2 separate regions of the Homo sapiens genome follow, and region 2 is linked to region 1. Evidence: chromatin contacts called from ENCODE Hi-C or POLR2A ChIA-PET data. All regions are on one chromosome and are shown on one strand. Each heading gives the region's core, a stretch centred on a gene start or an enhancer-like site at or near the end of the contact. The rest is flanking DNA. Distances are from core to core; before and after follow the strand shown.

Region 1 (7,863 bases), core at 1,543-4,042:
ACACTTCAAAGTCATTACGTCTCAACTGAACACACGATCACAACAAACTTTTCTTCTTGTGTATCATTTCCTGATTAATGGCATCTTCATTCACTTAGTTATTCAAGTTGGAAATATTTGCATTATCTTTCTTATCAGCCACATCACAAAACTGAAATGTTTCTTATAAAAAAATTAACCCTACACAGCTCAGTGTCACCTCGATGATCACACTGGTCTCTTTTTCCAAGCATGACAAGTACATATTCTCCTAAGGGGATATAACATTTTTATGTCCCTTGCAACATGAGCAGCCCTCAGCAGTCATGTTCTGTGCCCTACAAACCCGTCCTACTGAGCCACAGATGATTATGCTGAGGATTGTCACCTTCCTCGTGGACAGCAACCCACAGACTGGCCAGCGACCTATTAGAAAGCATGGCATGAAGAGATGGGATGGGCCCATTGGACTCTTTCTCTTGGAATTTCAAACAGTAAATACTGAGAGGATGAGGCAATAGAGTGGGAGTTAAAGCAGAAGAATGCTGTGAGACAGAATCATGGCCCTGAGGAATGATGGGAAAGTGAAGTTCTAAGGGAGTAAAAATTTTGAGTTGGAAGAAAGTATGAGGGAGATACAGAAGACAGAGGAAGCCAGTGAATGAGGAGAAAGGTGAGAAGCAGGTGCAGAAACAGTGCCGATGAAATGCCAGTGGTGGAACTCCCAAGTGAAGGTGCTGGCAACCTGGCTCCTCTGTGATTCCAGCTCTTCCTGGGGCTGGGTTTCCACACAAATACCCTGTGTGGATGTCTATCATTGTCATGATCACTTTCTAATTATCTATTCACATGTGGTTCTCCCCAGCTGAATACTGAACTCACAGTAGAAGCTCAATACATAGATGTCCCTACAACCAATGAATATTTTGCATATTTATCCTGACAACAAACCTATTATTTTTACAATTAACAACACTAATCGAGAAACTCCTAAATTTTCCCTGCCCCCTATCCTGTTTGTCTCCTACCAAATACCCCATTGCCATCTGAATGATCTACCTAAAATGCAAATTTAATCACCTAACTCCCCTGTACCTCCGCTCTGTACTCACAGGGCACCTAAATAGGTGCATTCTCTCCACCTTGGTGTCTTGTGCCTGCTCTCTTCTCTGCCTGGAATTCTTTCTCTCCCTTGACTGCTTTACCTGTGGTATTGTCTACCTATTAAACTGTATATCATTCTACAAGATCTGATCTAGATCTTCATCTTGGAAGCCTTCTATGGCCTCCCAAGGAGAACTGAGCTCTTCTACCTTTGCGCCTTTACTGTGACAGGGGCTATTTAAGCAACTGTTTGTTTATATTACTTATACTTTTATCAGTATTTCTCAAAATATGATCCAAAGAACAATTACTTCAGAAATACCTGCCTATAAAAATGCAAAGTCTTCATCCTCATTTTATTTTTACTATTTATTTATTTATTTATTTATTTATTTTTGAGACGGAGTTTGGCTGTTGTCATCCAGGCTGGAGTGCAATGGTGCGATCTTGGCTCACTGCAACCTCCGCCTCCCGTGTTCCTTGTCCTCATTTTAAATAGGCATCCCTGGGACCTCTGGGGTTACTAAAGTTTGGAAACCACCCCATTGAACTTTAAACTCCTCAAGGGCAGGCATCATCTATTACTCTTCCTTGTATTACCTCTATCTGGCACGTGGTAGGTAATGAACTGAAAAACAGTTCATTGCTTTTGAGCCACGGGTTAGCCTTCTGTAACTCCTGCTATGTGTAACCTTTTCAAACAAACAAACAAAAAAATTGAGACAGGGTCTCATTCTGTTACCCAGGCTGGAGTGCAGTGGCATAATCACAGCTAAAGTGATCTCCCCACAGCCTCCCGAGTAGCTGGGACTACAGGTACATATCACCATGCCCAGCTAATTTTTGTATTTTTTGTAGAGATAGGGTTTTGCCATGTTGCCCAGGCTGGTCTCGAACTCCTTGGCTCAAGAGATCCACCTGCCTGGGCTGGGATTACAGGCATGAGCCACTGCTTCTGGCCTTAGGTGTAACCTTTTACGAATGCAGGAGCTCAGAATCCAGCCTTTTTCACCACCCTATCTACCCTACCCCAGATCCTAACCCAGGGCCCTGGCACATGATGGACACTTAATAAACACTTTTTCACTGAGAAAAAGATGAAAGAAAAGATGGTCTACAGAAGCTGAGTGCTGTGCAGCAGGGCAGAAATGCAGCCAAAGCATCAATAAGATTAGCACAAGGACTGTTCAGTTACTCAGGAGGAGATGCTAAGTAAGAGCAGGAGCTGGCAATGCTCTGCTGTTCCTTTGTAGAAATCCTTGATGTGGGCTGTGAAATGTCAAATCCAGATTTGATTAAGCGCAACTCCAAATCCCTAAGGCAAGTGTGTATCCACGGTCTTAATGTAATTATTGGAGCCACCTCCGTCTGCTACATACTTTCAAAAGGGCTGAACTAGCACCCCATCCATTGATACCGACTGCTACAAAATGAGGCCTGCAATTAATTCATCACGTCCCAGGCAGATAATGCCTAAGAAGCTTCATCTGGCTCCTTCCTGAAAATTGAAGCATTAAATTGAACAAACAAACAAAAAATCCCTCTCATCTGCTGAAAATTCAGGAGGAAGGGCGGGTCCTAACAGCCACAGTGAAAATCAAAGTTTTGCTTCTTTTGTTGTCTGTTTTGGAACTTTCCACTTCCTCCTTCAAATGATAACCTATCAACTTTCAGTTCAACTATATTTTAAATTTTTTAAGGCAGAAGCCAATAAACAACACGAACTGTTACAAGGGCAACGGACTTCTAGTAGAATGAGTCAGTAGATACAAGTGGGGAACTTGGCTTCCTTTGCTTATACTCACTTGAGGTTTGGGCAAAAACATCAGGCCAAAACCTCGTCTGGATTCAGAGTAGGCACATTCAGGTCTATCAGATTAAACCCAAATGCCACAGCTTCACTGGAGCAGCCCAGATATTTCCCCACTGCATTCTCAGAGGGAAGAGGGATGAGGGCATCTGCTCCCAAGCTCAACCACAACCCAGAGCTCCACTTTGTTATGTGAAATTCAGAACACATTTGTTCCCGCTCTCTTTCTTTTTCTTTCAAAATTTTCTCCTGCCCTTTACTTAGGGTCTGGACGGAATCAAAATCCTGAGAGCCAAAGACACCAGGGGAAAGGCTGCTTTATTGTGAAATCCAATCTCAGTGAAAGCAAGATGGATCAGCAATCTTTTGACCTCACCCAGTGGCAAAGTCTAAACTGATCCACATGGTTTAGAGAACTCGGAAAAGATCTGATGAGTTGTCACACCGCTAACACTTGAGTTTTGTTTGTCATCCTATATAGAAATGATTCCAGAGTTTTTTCAAATTTCTGGAGCTTCTTAAAGCAAGACCAACAAGTGTCTGGGTGACCTTAGAACCAATCTATGTTTCTGGGACTCTTGAGATCAGCCCGGGCCAGATATTTAGAGGCTATAATGTCATACCACTAACACTTGAGTTTTGTTTGTCATCCTATATAGAAATGATTCCAGAGTTTTTTCAAATTTCTGTAGTTTCTTAAAGCAAGACCAACGAGTTTCTGGGTGACCTTGGAACCAATCCATGTTTCTGGGATTCTTGAGGTCAGCCCAGGCCAGATATTTAGAGGCTATAATGGACACTATTGGATCAATCTGCACTAGACTCACCACAGGAGATAGATCATTTCCAAACCAACGTCTAGCTTGGGGGAGGCGGGAAGTAAGTGGATTTTCACTATCTTTTGGTTCCCATTTCAAGAGCTAATCCCAGACATGGCAGTGACATTAAGGCTTGAATTCTTGCAAAAGCTGCCACTAGAAGGACTGGCTTAAATATCATAGCAGTTTTTATGCACAAATTATATTAGACGTAGATCGTACCTTTCAGGAACTTCCTTGCCTAAAAGCACCCATTGCCTCATTCTCTCTAGACCTACATATGAAATCTAAACTCACATAAATCCCTTCCAGCTTGCCCTCATCTCCCCTTTAATCTTCTCCCTATCCTTGCCATGCATTCTACCCTCTGGCCCGAGGACTGACAATTTTTTTTCTGCAAAGAGAGAGCCAAATAGTAAATATTTTGGGCCTCTAGCTCATGTAGTCTCTGTCATACCTACTCAACTCTGCTGTTGTAGACAAAAGCAGTCATAGACAATATATGCACAAATGAGCATGGCTATGTTTCAATAAAACTTTATTTACAAAAACAGTGGCTGGGCATAGTGGCTCATGCCTGTAATCTTAGCACTTTGGGAGGCCATAGTGGGTAGATCACTTGAGCCCAGGAGTTGGTGACTAACCTGGGCAACATGCAGAAACTCTGTCTCTACTAAAAATATTAAAGGTAGTGGCAAAAACCGCAACTGCTTTTGCACCAACCTAATAGAAAAATTAGCTGGGCATGGTGGTGTGTGCCTGTGGTCCCAGCTAGTTGAAGAGCTGAGGTAGGAGGATGGCTTGAGCCTGGGAGTTGGAGATTGCAGTGAGCTGAGATCACGAGACTGCGCTCCAGCCTGGGAGATAGAAAGAGACCCTGTTTCAAAAAAAGAAGAGGAAGAAGGAGGAGGAGGAGGAGGAGGGGGAGGAAGAGGAGAAGGAGGAGGAGGGGAAGAAAAAAGGCACAGTAAAGAGAAAGAGGTGTTATTTTAGAGTGCTTAGGAAAGGCCACTTTGATGAGGCCATATGGGAGCAAAGATAAACATAAAGCATGAGTTCAAGCTATGTGGATATGACAGGTAGGGAAAATATTCTAGGCAGAGAGAAAAGCAAGCGCACATGTTTGGTATATTGGAAGAAGAGAAAGGAGGCCAGTTGGGTTGGAGTCCAGGGAATGAATGGAAGTTGAGACCAAAGAGGTAGATGTGGTAAAATTTTGTATGTCCTTTCAGGCCGTGTAAAAGAATTTGATTTTTATTCTTAATGAGACTGGAAACCATTGAAAGAAGAGTGATATGATCTACCTTCTTGGTTACTGGGATGACCCTAGCAGCCATGTGAAATAGACTTTAGGAAGGTAGGAGTAAAAGCAGAGAGACCTAATAAGAGGCTATTGTACTAATCCACATGACAAATGATGTCCAGGGTGATCAGAGCAGAGGGGCTAAGAGTTGTCAGATTCTGAATATATATTGAAGGCAGAGATGAAAAGTAGAGTGTGAAGGAAGTATGGAGCCAAGGAGGAGCCAAAATTTTTTACCTGATTAAGTAGGAAAATGTAGTTTTCCTTTATTGAGATGGTGAAGACTATAGAAGAAACAGATGAGTGGAAGTAATGAAGATTTTTTTTTTAATGATGTTATGTTGGACCTCTCAGTGGAAATGTTAAGTAGGTAGTTAAGTAAGTGCTTTGGAGTTCAGTAGCAATGTCATGGGTAGAGGTAAATAGTTGGGAGTTACCTGAAATAGATGGTACTTAAAGACACGAAATGAGGTTGGAGAATCACTTGGGAGAAGTGAGAAAAGAAGAGATCAGGGACTGAGCTCTGGGGCACTCAAATGTTTTGAGAGTGGGAAGATGAAGAGCTAACAACAACAGCAACAAACTTATAAAGAGTGACTAGTGAGATAGAAAGTGAAGTGAGAGTGACCTCTCAGGGGCTAAGTGAAGAAAGTGTCTCAAGAAGGAGGAAATGAACAACTTTGGGAAGTATTGCTAACATATTGAGCAAGGTAAGGACAGAGACATGACCCAGACTGAGCAGCATGGGAGCCACTGTTGACTTTGACAAGAACAGTTTGAGGAGGGGTAAAGATAAAAGCCTGTGTAGACTGTATATAACAGAGAATGCGAAGGGCCTAAATGGTATCTTCGGTCTGGGATCTCAAAATACTTTATACTCTATGATAACATTTTTCATAATGAGAATTATTGACTTACATAGTGATCTTAAGAGCAATTTAAATGTTGAATCATTTATAAAATTGTTAATCATCTTTTACTTGTTTTTATTTTATTTTTGTTTTTCACATTCTACAACACAACACTAGGCACATAGTACATACTCATTAAATGTTTGTTAAATGAATATGAAATTGTAATTTAAGAAGGAAAGATTTCATATAAATGAATATGAATGCCATTTTGACTGCAAAAAGTGACACTTAAAAGCAGAAGTTTAAAAGGGTGGAATGAGTACTATGTGCTATATAGCATTGTGACACTATGGATATTTGGTTATACCCTGATCATGTTACTCCTCTTTCAGTTCTTTAAATTATACATATATCATCCTGTATAGTATATAGTGAGATCACTCAGGGGAACTAGTCCAATTTTACTAAAAATGATAGTGAGGCTCTGGAGGAGATAGGAAATTTGCCCTCATTCTGTAGATTGCGTATACTTGGTAAAAGAGTCCACAAAATTTGTATCACTGCTTTCTTTTGAGGTTCCAATGTTACTAATTCACCATAATTGTAAGAAAACTCCAAAAATGTTCACTTCCTTATCTTTTAGTTAAAGATCCACTCAAAAAAGTGAGAATTACTACAATGAGTTACTTTGGGATCTGAATAACATTGGATTGATTAATTCTCTCTGTTGCAATGATTATTTGAGCATTCAGTCCTTAGAGTTATGACTATTAAAGCACAGAAGCACAAATTATTACATGATGATTAAAGTGTCTTTGTGGATATACTGCTCAATAAAATTAACACTGAGATCTGAAACACCATGTTCAAAAGTCAAATGATTTTTCCAAGCGGAAAAGGGAGCCTCATTTTGGCAGATAAAAATTGCGATACTTCTATCTCTGAGTAAGGATTAGTGTAGTCAGTTATTGAAAATTAGTGATCTGACTATATTGTATTTATTTAATATAGGAAGAAGTCTTTATAAATGTTGGGTGAGTCATTTCATAAGACTAAAGCCAAGCAAAATTAGAGCCCTCCTGGTTGAAGGTATTTTTATTGCAATGAGAAGGTTTCTTTCTGAGTATTAGACATACAAGTGTGGTCTAACTTTGGCATGGAAAGTAAGTCATGAATTCTAAGGCAGAGACTCTTAATTTCTTGAATATGTAATGCCATAGACATATTTAGACACATTTACTATAAGATGCCAAAAACATACGCAATCAAGGAAATTAAGTAGAGGCAACTGAATATTTTTTTCCTTTACATTCCACTTGTCAATGATCTCAAGGACCAAATACCTGTTCTTTATACAAAGGGCATATACAAAGGTTTTACAGAAAAATAACCTTATAGAAAAACTCTTATGAGTTACTCTTTAGTCTCTAGTGAGTTTCCTGTTTTGTAGGTCATAAATTTAATAGGCTGTAATGCTATTCAAACAACACAGATACTTAACATACCATGAAAAGCCCATAAGCTATGGCAAATTATGAAAATATCTCAATGCTGTGGTCACAAAAGTGAACAATCTTCTTGACAGGAACTTCAAAGGTAAAATGAAATTACATTTCCCACTTATTTCTGAGGCATTGACCGGTAACCTTAGTCTCCTGTGATTTCACCCATGCTGCTTCTAGAGATGATGTTCTATCCAGCCAGTCAACAATTCTCAAGCGGAGTGGCTCTAGAAACTCAGCTCTTGAAAACATCACGGAGCTTTATCAGTGATAAGGCCAAGAGGTTGCAACTACTATTATCTTTGGACACACAAAAGAATCACCTGGTCCAGGTCAGAGAGCACTTTTCTGGTGTTCTTGGTGTCAGTATAATGTGCCATTTAATTAGGAGTCTGGTTTAAAGAGCGCACCTAGCAAAAAAGCAATCAAATGGCAAGCACACATTATCATGATTAATTTTGATAAATACAAATAACAGAGATTTTTCATTGTC
Region 2 (7,863 bases), core at 2,430-4,929, 300 kb after region 1:
AACTTCAAAGGTACTCTGCCTTTGAGCAGGGTAATCAGCACATTTCACCTCATTTTAACTGAATATAGCCTTGCAAGTCCACTGATTCTCTCCTATTTTATTGAGAAAAATCACAAGAGCTTCCCAAATTTTTCTTTTCTTTGTCAGCATTTTATAGACGATTGGGGACAAGTTCTTTGGGCACAGACAGGCCTGAATTAAATTCAAGACTTCTCTGTCATTTACCAGGTGCTTGATCTTTCCAAGGAAGTTTCCTAATTGTAAAAAGGTAAAAATCATGCTGATGTTATCAATATGTTCTGAAATTTTATTTACATAATGTATCGAAAGCCCCTAGTCCTTTCTTAAGCTTAACATAAAACTACTGGTTCTTGATCTGTGTTTAATAACATGGGTCAAATCAAGTGTTTAATAAGTGGTTAGTATTATTTCTTTGTTTTCTTTGCTAGAGATATGGAAAAGAATAAGAAAATAAGCAAGGAAAGAAGCCATGGGGATAAAAGGGTTTGGAGTGTAAACTAACACACATCTCATAACTAAAAGGACTCCTACCAATATAGGAACTACTGGAACATTGTCTCTTAACTGGTCCTCTATTTCTAGATTCTGCCTATGATCTATATCAGTAGTCTCCAAAATACAGTACGTGCAATCAAGCAGGTGTACAAAACAATCAATGGGGGAGATGGAAGAGAACATTAGAACTTCTGTATATACCCACTTTTATCAAATAAAATAAGAGATTAAGCTTTTCTGATATTTAATATGTCATGGCACTCTCAGTCTCTATGTTAGTGATCACCCCTCACATAGGATATGTGGGAAGTCTTGAGGGAAAATGGGAGTCTATAAATCACAGGAGTGGACAGTGATTCCCTAACATTTTCATTTGTTTAATAATTTATGATACATGCCCAGTTGAGTGAATACGTGGAACTATTGTCTAATTCTAACTTGCTGAAAAAATCATAAAATAAGTGAGAAACTTAAAAAGACCCCAAAAATAAATAATGGGTCAAAGATACCACAACAAAGCAAGCCACGTGGTAGAAAAAGTTGATTGTTCTCCACTTAGAAGTACTTTGTCACCATATTACAATATATGGTATAATATAATTATATACATAATAATTATAATTAGATCTGACAAGAGATTAGCTCACCTCAAGAAGATGAATTGGAATATGGATTTATACATACACTCCTTAACAATGTCACCCTAGGTAGACAATAAAATATTAGCTATAATGTTTAGTAAGACTTTAAAACTAAGTAATCAGTACACTAACAGTGTGGCTGTATTAGTCCATTCTCACACTGCTATAAAGAACTAGCTGATACTGGGTAATTTATGAAGACAAGAGGTTTAATTGACTCACAGCTCCACAGGCTGTACAGGAAGAATGGCTGGGAGGCCTCAGAAAACTTACAATCATGGCAGAAGTCTAAGGGGAAGCAAGCATTTCCTACCATGGCAGAGCAGGAGGGAGAGTGAAGAGGGAAGTGTTACACACTTTTAAACAACCAGATCTTGGGAGAACTCACTTACTATCAGGAGAACGGCAAGTGGAAAATCCGCTCCCATGATCCAATCACCTCTCACTAGGCCCCTCCTCCAACACTGAAGATCACAGTTCAACATGAGATTTGGTGGGGACAAAGAGTCAAACCATATCAATGGCTTTTGGTGAGATAAAAATTGAAAATCAAATTTTACCTCTCTCTTATGCTTTTTAATATCCACATATGTACTTTATACTGTACAAAAGTTATTAGTACAAGCATGCACGTATATAAATTACACATAAACAGAGCCTGGCACGGTGGCTCATGCCTGTAATCCCAGCACTTTGGGAGGTCGAGGAGGGCGGATCACTTGAGGTCAGGAGTTTAAGACCAGCCTGGCCAACATGGCGAAACCCCGTGTCTACCAAAAATACAAAAATTAGCCAGGTGTGGTGGTGTGCACCTGTAATTCCAGCTACTCAGAAGGCTAAAGCAGGAGAACACTTGAACCAGGGAGGCGGAGGTTGCAGTGAGCTGAGATCCTGCCACTGCACTCCAGCCTGGGTGACAGAGTGAGACTCTGCCTCAAAAAAAAGAAACAAAAAACTTACACATAAAGAGATATGAATATATGAGTGGGACATGCTCCAACATGATGGGGCATGTTACTGAAAGCTTGGAGGGCATTCCCTACGCTGATGCTGTGTGTTAGCCTTGCCTTTGGGTTATGCCACACCTCTGCTGTCTTGGTCAGCTTACACCACTATCACAGAGTACCAGCGGCTGGGCAGCTTAAACAACAAACACCTAATTCTCAGAGTTCCAGAGACTGGAAAGGTCAAGATCAAGATACCAGTACATTTGGTGTCTTGCGAGGGCCTGTTTCCTGGTCCGTAGATGGCTGTCTTCTTGCTGTGTCCTCAGCAGGTGGAAAAAGAGCTAGCTAGCTTTCTGGGGTCCCTTTTATAAGAACACCAATTCCATTCATAGGGGCTCCACTCTTATGACCTAAATACCTCTCAGAGGCCCTACCTCCCAATATCATCACATTGGGGGTTAGGATTTCAACATGTGAATATTCAGTCCATAGCACCTGCAGAAGGATCTACCTTTAACAGTTCTCTGTTGTCAAATGAATATGGTGTGAGCTACTTACAGGCACATAAGGTACTTTCTAACCTGGCCCCAGCCCTGGTAAGAAACAGACTGGCATAGGTAGTTTGAAGAGAGATTAATAGAAGGACTACAAAGATGTAGGTGGACTCTAGAGAAACTACGAGGGATAGTAATGTGGAAAGATGGGAGGAGGTGCCTGCCCCCCGACCGCAGGCCTAAAGTGGTGGAAAGGAGGAAAGAGAGAGGCTGTGTGGAGAGGGCCCTTGCTGAGACCTTCAGGGAAGGAATGCAGCCAGCTCAAGGCCACCCTGACCCCTCTCCTCTCACCCTTACCTGCGCCCTATTTACTGAATCCAACACAGAGGGAAGATATTGAGGTGGCCCACACAAGCAGCTTTCCATGACACAGAATTGAATAGAGAAGGGTAGTGGACCTGGAGAAACCAACGGAAGATATTCAAACCAATCTCTTTCCAAATTTCTCATTCATTCATTCATTCACTGATACTTTTATTTCTTCATTCAACAACTTCGATTGAGTGCTGTGTCAGGAACTGACTAGGATACTAGAGATACACCAGGAACAAGACAGTTGGTGTCCTGACCCTGATGTCTCATGCTACCTTCCAGAGAAGCAGGTAAAAAACATGGTGAGAGGTAAAATAATTACAGGTCACAATACATTCCTAGTGATAGATGCTGTGATGGGGAATAACAGGGGACTTGCATCAGGGAAAGTGGCCATGGATGATCTTCCTGAGGAGGTAAGACCTGAGGATAGAGAAGGGATTGGCCATGAAAATAGGTTGGGAAGAATATTCTACAAATAAGAAGCAGAATGTGCAGCAGCCCTGAAGTAGAACTCTGCTGTGGTGATCCAGGCACAAAAAGGAACAAGTGTGGCCAGGGTTGGGAAGTAAGAGATGGGCTCGGGACGGTGGGCAGGGACCGCCCCCTGCCAGGCTCCACCAGCTACAGTAAGGAGCTTGGGCAATGACACGTCCTTGAACCAGGGCATTTTGTAAACATCCTTCTGAACTGCTCACCCTGCCAAATATTGTGGCTTTCATGTGTCATGCCTCTGTGCCTTTGCGCATGTAGTGCCCCTGCCTAGAAACTCACCCCCTCTCTTCTACCAGACAGTTACTCATCCTGTGTGACCCAGTTTATATGTCATTTCCTGTGCGAAGCCTTTCTTGGTCTCCTCAGTCTGTCTCAGTCACTTCCTCTTCTGTGCTCCCTTAGCACTTTGTACATGTCTCCCTGCTTTGTCACTATTTGTTTACTGATCATCCCTCTCTCAGGACAGTGAACTCTTTGAAGGCAAAAGCTATTTTACGCTTCTTTGCATCCCTACCCTACTCCACCTCACACCCCCAAGCCCTTGAAGAACTGATACCATGTTCATCTTTGCATCCTCACCCTACTCTTCCCCCAACCCCTAGTTCACCTGGCCCAGGGTGTGCCACGTTAGTAACATCCAAGAATGCATGCTGCATGAATAAAGTTGCAGAAAATAGACCTCCCACTAATTCTGACCTTCAATAGCAATAATACCTGCCCAGAAGAGGCTACCAGTGAATTGTGATGTTTTAAAGCTTCCTGAGCATATAAGACAGCTGCTGGAATCCACTTAAGCAATTAGAAGTTAGATGTTCAACTAGAGTTTACAGGATGCCTTTAATCTATAAAGGATAATAATAGGTAACATTTATTAAATGCTTACTGTATACCAGTCTATTCTAGCAGCTGCACTAGAATGTATTCATTTAATCTTCAGAACAAAACTCTGAGCTGTTTACTCATACTAACCTACTTTACAGATGAGGAAACTGAGGTACAGTGGGGTTAACTGATTCAATGAGGACCACACAGCCAGTAACAGGCAGGACAGGGATTGAGACCCAGGTAGTCCAGCTCCAGAACCCAAACTCTTTTTGCGTGTGTGGATAATTTTTTTTTCTTTTGTTTTTTTGTTTGTTTGTTGTTGTTCCTGTTTTGTTTTGTTTTTGTTTTTTTGAGATGGAGTTTCACTCTTTTTGCTCAGGCTGGAGTGCAGTGGCACAATCTCGGCTCACTGCAACCTCCGCCTCCCGGGTTCAAGCAATTCTCCTCCTCAGCCTCCTGAGTAGCTGGGACTACAGGTGGACACCACCATGCCTAGCTAAGTTTTTGTATTTTTAGTAGAGACAGGGTTTCACCATATTGGCCAGGATGGTCTCTATCTCCTGACCTCGTGATCTGCCTGCCTCGGCCTCCCAAAATGCTGGGATTACAGGCGTGAGCCACCACGCCCAGCCACTTTTTTTTTTAATTTATTTTTTAACTTTTAGTTTCAGGGTTACATGTGCAGGTTTGCTCTATAAATACACTGCATGTCAAGGGAGTTTGGTGTACATATTATTTCATCACCCAGGTAATTACCATACTACCCAATAGGTAGTTTTTTGATTCTCACCCTCCTACCCTCCACCCTCTAGTAAGCCCCAGTGTCTATTGTTCCCTTCTCTGTGTCCATGCATATTCAATGTTCAGCTCCCAGTTATAAGTAACAACATGCGGTGTTTGGCTTCCTGTTCCTGCATTAGTTCACTTAAGACAGTGGCCTCCAGCTCCATCCATGTTGCTGCCATCTCTAACAGACTCCCTTCAAAGATAGAAAAATAGCAATAATAATTTCCTGTTTGTGGATGAAGCTAATACTATAAAAGTTCGTCTTCCTCATCATTATCATTTACAGTCACATCATCTCTCCAAAAGAGATGGATTTGTGTAGACTCGTTGTCATTCTCAGTACCATATGTGCACAATGGCTGCTCATATTTAGTGGAGGGTCTTCATTGTCTGCCCTACCCCATCAAGGAAATAGAAAAATCTCTGTCTGTCTCTCATGGGTATTTTGCCCTGGAGGACACTCAATGCATATTTCTTCAATTAAACCAACCCAACTAAGGAATGTACCTTAAGTGAGAGAGACTTAGTTCACACCTTGAACCAGCTGATTCATGGTAGACCCAGCCCTTCATTACTCTGGGCATGAGTTTCCTCATAGAGAAAAAATTAAATGAGAAATTCTCTTAAGATTGTATCTAGCTCTAAAAATTGGTGAAATTTAGGAATACAAGTCCATGTAAAACTATAATTTCTTTTATTTAGGTGATGGATACTCTCACACTTTGTATCAGCCTATTAACTGCACATGATTAAAAATCTCACAAAACAGGATATGAGAATTTATCGCTTATCAAGGGCCAGAAATAATATCAGTTCTGAAAAACAGAAGCAGAATTCAAAACAACCTGAGGCCTGCACAGAATTTCTTATTACTCCGTCCTGTCCCGTGGCCAGTGAATACAATAAAATGTGACAAGAGAGATTTTCTCCATGTTGGTGACAGACTAGAACCCTTGCACTCAGGGCATGTTTGGGAGCAGCAGCCCCTGGGGCCCTCATTGTGGAGGATGTAATCAGTGTTCCCTACTGAGCCCTCATTGGTATATGGAGACAGATGTGTTTTTCTTTAAACTGTCATGAAAATTGCAGCGATATGGACACAGGCTATTGAGTCATGCGGGGATAAGGTAATGAGTGGAACGCTGTTGACAGGAGAGATGGGAAGGGCTAGAGGGGCTAAGGAGGCAGGAGAGTCACAATTCATACTCCAAGTGTGGCTTAGTGCAGAGATTATTCTGCAGAGAGCTGCTCCAGTGAGATAACCAATTGCATGATTCTGAGCGAGTCACCCGATCTCCTGTTTATAAAATGAGGAGGCTGGATTCAATCAGGAGTTTTCGAACTGAATCCGTAGAAGAGAAGCATCTCATGGAAAAACCAAGTGGGTGGAGAGAGGCACAAACCTAAGTGATCATGCTCTTGACCCTCCATTCCATCTCTTCCACTCTCATCTCTACTTTTACATGTTTTGCATTGGAGTTCAACAAAAGAGTGTATTTCAAAAAAGGTAGGCTATTATAAAGAATAAAGATTTTGAAGCCACGTAGATTAGATGACCTCAAACATCCCCTCCCAACTTTTGCTATGAGTCCACGAAATCATTAACAAATAAGCAGGCATACACTTGCCTTCCCAATTCATTTTCACACCCCCAGCAAATATCTCAGAGTAAATTAAAAGTAATTCTTTTGAAGTTGCCCACTTTTTTCTTTGCCCAGCAGTAGATCCCCCAGCTCCTTGATAAAATAGTCTAACTTATTAAAATCACCAATGATCTCTCTTCACCAGAAAATAAGGCTGGCTTTCAGCCAGAAAACTGATGTGACTTGTTTTACTGATTTCCCAAAATCATTATTCTCTTTCTGCCTCATCATGATAATAATTATTATTGTTATTATTCATGACAGAGTCCTTGCATAATCAACTCTAATATCACACGTAAGCCTTCTTGTCTCTACCACCTGAGCAGAGGTTGGCAGCATTCCTCCCAGTGTTTGATCAAAATGCTGCCACTCCGATGAATCCCAACTAGTCTGCAGTCTCATGATGCTGCACACAGTCACCTGAATCTTCTGTATGGTAAAAAACAAAAGGCCTCCATTTGCTGGAAAAGGCTCTGAGGTGGGGGAGGGATGATAGAGCCACATTAAATTGAAGTGAGTAAATACAAAGCAAGCCATCTTTGTGCATAGAATAAGATAAGGGAAATTGAGAATGGTCCACCATATCACTAAATACAGCCATATGATCTGATTCCATGGCAATTGGCCCAGCCAGACCTGTGGAATTTGCCCAGTCATAATTGGGCTGCTTTTCTATACCTAATGGATCCCAGAATGAAATCACACTGACATCCCAGAAAGCTTTTCATTTGTTATCAGACAGCTTTGGTTCAAATATCATGGTGAGGGAGAAACACTGACAACATTGTATTTCAGCTCTTGGAAGCCGTTCCAACTTTTCATCACATAGACCGTCCCTTCAAAGTTTTGTGCTTGTTCCATTTTGCAGTGTTGGAAATTATATACACAGTGCCACACATGTTGAGGCATTTCTCTGATGCATTCTCTATACTGGAAAGATGCAGACAGTGAGCAAATACTTGCTTGCTGCCTCAGTTCCCTCCTACACCTAAGGTAGAAGCTGAAAATTGATGACAACACTCTTTACTAAATCCAGATGCAGCCTCAAAACAGTTTGTAGAGCATCTGCAAAAAAAAAAATTCATGTGAGTTGACACTTAAGATGAAACTTATTCTCCACCCTGAATGTACACTAGGTAGTCAT

What was found. A loop is a pair of places that touch in the nucleus more often than their neighbours do. ChIA-PET counts read pairs that join two places held with the same protein, here RNA polymerase II (POLR2A). Pooled maps may share reads with other maps.
Region 2: a loop to region 1 is called in a pooled map, with 5 times the contacts of the local background. The contact joins two enhancer-like sites. A Hi-C loop is called at or near these places in 1 of 168 maps with a recorded cell type or tissue (ovary) and 5 of 50 pooled maps. POLR2A ChIA-PET finds 5 or more read pairs at or near these places in 1 of 52 experiments (OCI-LY7).

What each region holds. Positions count from the first base shown.
Region 1 is chr12:92,295,284-92,303,146 of GRCh38, forward strand. All of the region lies in intron 2 of LINC02391 (long intergenic non-protein coding RNA 2391), which reads right to left. Among named protein-coding and RNA genes, the nearest start is that of LINC02391, 65 kb to the right of the region's middle. RefSeq lists enhancers at 2,699-2,788, 2,819-2,868. Within about 2 kb of position 2,793, at least 5 of the 41 ENCODE cell types and tissues checked have a DNase peak (open chromatin) inside an H3K27ac peak, as active enhancers do.
Region 2 is chr12:92,590,277-92,598,139 of GRCh38, forward strand. All of the region lies in intron 1 of LOC105369905 (a long non-coding RNA gene), which reads left to right. LOC124902983 (a long non-coding RNA gene) reads right to left here. Exons shown (of 2, transcript XR_007063406.1): 2 at 7,430-7,784. Among named protein-coding and RNA genes, the nearest start is that of PLEKHG7, 110 kb to the right of the region's middle. RefSeq lists enhancers at 2,984-4,183, 3,423-3,522. Within about 2 kb of position 3,680, at least 14 of the 41 ENCODE cell types and tissues checked have a DNase peak (open chromatin) inside an H3K27ac peak, as active enhancers do.